2 separate regions of the Homo sapiens genome follow, and region 1 is linked to region 2. A link is an interaction called in ENCODE POLR2A ChIA-PET data of the cell type or tissue named here. Cell type or tissue: GM12878. All regions are shown on one strand.

The links. Peaks named below come from ENCODE experiments on the same cell type or tissue, not always from the same donor. Only the 100,000 strongest peaks of a DNase experiment are listed, where the experiment ranks them.
Region 1: POLR2A ChIA-PET joins it to region 2 with 5 read pairs; 2 of 35 experiments call an interaction of 5 or more read pairs at or near these places.

Annotation. Positions count from the first base shown.
Region 1 is chr2:216,027,781-216,030,280 of GRCh38, reverse strand. It overlaps a transcript of MREG not described here and a transcript of PECR not described here. Among named protein-coding and RNA genes, the nearest start is that of MREG, 15 kb to the right of the region's middle. In GM12878, no CTCF peak of the experiment used is centred here; no DNase peak of the experiment used is centred here; H3K4me3 peaks cover 14 bases; H3K27ac peaks cover 537 bases.
Region 2 is chr2:216,161,789-216,164,288 of GRCh38, reverse strand. It overlaps XRCC5 (X-ray repair cross complementing 5), which reads right to left. Exons shown (of 21, transcript NM_021141.4): 16 at 2,241-2,310. Among named protein-coding and RNA genes, the nearest start is that of XRCC5, 54 kb to the right of the region's middle. In GM12878, no CTCF peak of the experiment used is centred here; no DNase peak of the experiment used is centred here.

The DNA of each region.
Region 1 (2,500 bases), 130 kb after region 2:
GACCAGCACCAAGGACAATGAAGAGATTATTTTGAAAATTTTTAATGGAATTTCTCAAACACAGGCTAAAGAGAATAGTGTAATAGTACCCATCACCCCCAATAATCTATATTTTTACAAATTTGTCTATCTGTCCCCCTTGATTTATAAGTATTTTAGAACAAATTTGAAACCTAAATCTTCTTTATAACCTTTTAACCTGTCATTTCAGAGCAAGCAGTAATTTTAAGGTGGTTGAAAATATGAATGTGAACACAAAGATGGGGCTCACAGTGGGAGACTGGTCCACCATGATAGCATATGAGAAGCCCATGTGACCACCATGAGCATGTGCACCGACCACAGGCCATAAGAGATACGACTCAGCCATAGGCTACAAACATTTGGTTTGCTTGGCATGCACATTCCTCTCTTGTAAAATGATGCATGAGACTCTCAGAGCTAAATTCATTAAACCATCTCCTTTTCCTCTGAATCCCTGTCAAAAACAAATCTAAAACTTTGATTTGCTGTGCAACTTTGCCTGAAGGGAAATACTGGACTATTCTGGCCCTAGGCATTTTCAGCCATGCTGGGAGTTTTGTGTTAGTCTAGGCTGTGTATTTCAGCTTCTGGCGAGTTTGTGAGCATGACTTAGCATCCTTGTATTTTGAGAACTCTGGAAAGAGGGATAACAAGTTTGTGTTTCTAGTTCTTCAAGCCCAAGGGCCAGCCTGGAGGCAGGGGGAGGTGCATAAGCACCTTCTGCCTTGTGTTTATCATTTTGCCTTTGTCGTCCTAACTCAGCAGCCTCAATCCTTCTTTTGAGATGGAGTCTCACTCTCTCGCCAGGCGGAGTGCAGTGGCGTGATCTCAGCTCACTGCAACCTCTACCTCCCAGGTTCAAGCAATTCGCCTGCCTCAGCCTCCTGAGTAGCTGGGACTACAGAAGCGCGCCACCACGCCCAGCTAATTTTTGTATTTTTAATAGAGACAGGGTTTCACCATGTTGGCGACGATGGTCTCAATCTCTTGACCTCGTGATCTGCCTGCCTCAGCCTCCCAAAGTGCTGGGATTACAGGCGTGAGCCACCACGCCTGGCCAGCCTCAATCCTTCTTTACATCTGCTGCCATCAAGCTGCTTTCATCCTTTTATTTTACAGGAAATTATTTATTTCCTTTTAAATAAATAAATAAAGATGAATATAACATCTTTTTTATTGTACTGGTATTTATTTTGGAATTGCTACTTGTAAGTGCTCTGGTCAGAAATTTGTGTATCTTGAGTGGTCTGCACTTAACTCCATATTCCAATGGGGGGAAAACCAAAACTGTGTCTCTCTTTTTCTCTCTCAGAGAAAAAGCCTTATTTTTTTCTTCCTTTTTATGTTCTTTTTCTTTATTGTGGTGTAACTAATATATATAACATAAATTTTGCCATTTTAATGATTTTAAGTGTGCAATTCCTACTGTTGTTATAGACAATTACAGAATTGTCTGTAATTGGTAGAATTCAAATTTCTCAAACAGCAAGATAAATTCAAATATGCATTACCTTAACACTATACAAATTCGAATTCCCAAAATCCAAGTATGTTTGAGAAAATATCTAGAGTACAGTGAGAAAAAATGGAATTAAATAAATACACAATTACTGGAAATCTATGTCAGCTATCACACATTAAAATCCTGCCTAGAAATATCAAATGGAATTTTTTCCATTGATCTGTATATATTTTCAGATTATCTGGGTTTTTTTTTTTTTTTTTTTTTGAGATGGAGTCTTGCTGTGTTGCCCAGGCTGGAGTGCAGTGGCGCGATCTCGGCTCACTGCAAGCTCCGCCTCCCGGGTTCATGACATTCTCCTGCCTCCGCCTCCCGAGTAGCTGGGACTACAGGTGCCCGCCACCACGCCCAGCTAATTTTTTGTATTTTTAGTAGTGACGGGCTTTCACCGTGTTAGCCAGGATCTCCTGACCTCGTGATCTCGATCTCCTGACCTCGTGATCCATCTGCCTCAGCCTCCCAAAGTGCTGGGATTACAGGCGTGAGCCACCGTGCCCGGCCTATCTGGGTATTTTGAGCAAGTTCGTGAAAGACATCTCTTTCAATGGTTTGCAACCATACCACACTATACATGTCATTTATTTCCACTTAAAGCCTATGTTTTACATTATATTTACATGAAGCATTATTTGGTTTTAGTGTAGAAGTCCAAACTCTTGTATGGAAGTCAAAATGCCCTGCCTCAAATTCTAAAATTTTCCTTGTGAAGTAACTGTATTTACATAGAAAAATCAGAAAACTATAATGTTGAGAATTAAACATTAAAATTTCAAGTTTTATTAAATAATTGACTTTAAGTGTATTTTGAAATTTAGTGTCTTTGAAAATTTATTCGACATTTTCAGATTTAGAATGCTTTCAGAAAAACAATGCAACTTGTGAATGACTTTTTATCACAGAGGGTGGGGGAAGGGAGAGTTGGCTTGACTCTTGTTCAGAATGGACATTTTTGAT
Region 2 (2,500 bases):
TCCAATCACTTCCAAACGGGGGACCTTGGACTTTGACTGGCTGAGGTAATTGACGACATACAATTGAAAGCTAGGAAAGTCTCAATTTTCCTTCAAAAACACAATAGTCTTGATAGACAAGAGTTCATTGACTTGTCACAGCAGCATCTCCGCCACTTTCCGAGCACCCTGTAACAATATACAGCTGAACAGACAACAGGTATAATACTGTGAAAGTGTCTTGATCACTCCAATACATTAAAGAGAGAAATTCTGAAGTACTGTTTTCACCAATCCTAGAAAACTGTCACTTAGAACTTCAGATCTCCTTCTATTTACATGAGGTTTTGTTTTGTGTTAAAACTCAAAGTTTTTCTCCTATATGGCAACTTTTAGCAGGACAAAAAGCTCTTCTTCCATCTCAAAACCAAAAACATATACACCCCACTTAAGAGACTGCAGATTACTGTGATAACGAAGCTGTTCTTCCTCTGGAGATTCTCATGGTTTGGCCTTTGGCATTCCTGCTGACAGGATTTAAGCCTGGTAGACTGTAAGCTCTCTCTGAGGCTCAGCTGCTCATGCTTGCCTCTGGACAACAGCACAGTAGATCTGGGGATCTTGCCAGGATTCCTAGACTGCAAGTAGTAAGATGCATTAGACCTACTGCAGGCAGTAGTGCTTCTAGGCATTTAACTCTCATTTTTGGGCCGGGCACGGTGGCTCATGCCACCGTGGCTCACAGTAATCCCAGCACTTTGGGAGACCAAGGTGGGCAGATCACTTGAGGTCAAGAGTTCAAGACCAGCCTGGCCAACATAACGAAACCCCGTCTGTGCTAAAAATACAAAAATTAGCCGGGCGTGGGGGTATGCAACTGTAGTTCCAGCTACTCAGGAGGCCAGGGTGAAGGCTGCAGTAAGCTGAGATCTCACCACTGCACTCCAGCCTGGGCAACAGAGCAAGATTCTGTCCCCCCAAAAAAAAGAAAAAGAAAAAAAGTAATTTTTGGCCAGGCATGGTGACTTACACATGTAATCTCAGAGCTTTGGGAGGCCGAAGTGGGAGGATCACTTGAGCCCAGAGGTCCAACGTTATAGTGAGCTATGATCCTGCCACTGCACTCCAGCCTGGGTGACACAGCGAGACCCTGTCACTAAAAAAAAAAAAGTGATTCCCCTGCTCCCTGCAGGATGTTGGAAGAGAAAGTTCTATACACACATGAACAAACATAAACACTCACATACGTAGAAGTCAGCTCGCAGACAGGCCAGACTTGGACCAGCAATAATGAATATAATAGTTTATATATAAACCTGCAGGATTAACAACTGCCAGTTGCCACCATTTAAAGGGTAAATGAACAGAAACCTGAATGCAATCAAGTGAATGAATGTTAGTTCCAGGCCCTCTGTGCATCCCTGAAAGCTATTTTTATGTTAGCCACAGCCTAAATGAGATTCTAGGTACTACCTGATAAGGAAAAGTGACCATGCAGCCATTTTGAGAAGGATTAAATTTAGGGGCAGCATCAAGGTCTTTCTAGGTCTACTATAAATGGGCCACAAACTCTTAGGACTGGAACAAGAATTATGTGTCTCTGAAAATAGGAAGATGTGGCCGGGCACGATGGCTCACACCTGTTATCCCAGCACTTTGGGAGGCTGAGGCTGGCAGATCACCTGAGGTCAGGAGTTCAAGACCAGCCTGACCAACATGGAGAAACCCCGTCTAAACAAAATTAGCTGGGCATGGTGGTGCACGCCTGTAATCCCAGCTACTCGGGAGGCTGAGGTAGGAGAATCGCTTCAACTCGGGAGGCAGAGGTTGTGGTGTGCTGAAATCATGCCATTGCACTCCAGCCTGGGCAACAAGAGAGAAACTCCATCTCAAAAAAAAAAAGAAAAAAAAGGAAGAAAATAAAATAGGAAGATGTGACATAAAAGTGTTTTATTTATAGCTCACGACAAAATCCTAAAAAACTTCAATGAAGTGGAGCTATAAGCGCCAAGGTGTTGGCCCAAAGTTTTTCTGTAGGGAGACCTACAAATTAGTTCCTTTTGAGAAAATCTGTGCTGAGTTCACTTTCATGTGCTCATAATGTTGCCTCAGTGAGCTCCCTAACAAGGGAAAACCACAAAGATCCGCCAGTAAAGAAAAATGCTAAAGTGTTACAACAAAAGGCTACAGTTCTTAATCTAGACTTTAAATTAGTTAGCTTAACTAAACAGCTTCTCCTAAATGCAAAGTCAACCACTCACCTTCCTCAAAGCTGGCCTTCTTCTGTTTCACTAGAACACGGAAGTTTTCAGCAGGATTCACACTTCCAACCTAAAATATACCAACAGATGATAAACCTACAGGTTATTTCTCTTTTTAGCAGCACCCCAGGCAATACAAGATGGCTTAATGTAATAAGTGTGCTCTTATAAAATAAAACCAAAGACAAAGAGAAGGGCTTTTCTATTCATTTTCATTTCTAGGGCTCTGTGAAAGGCCGGCAGATTTCAGTGGTCCAAGA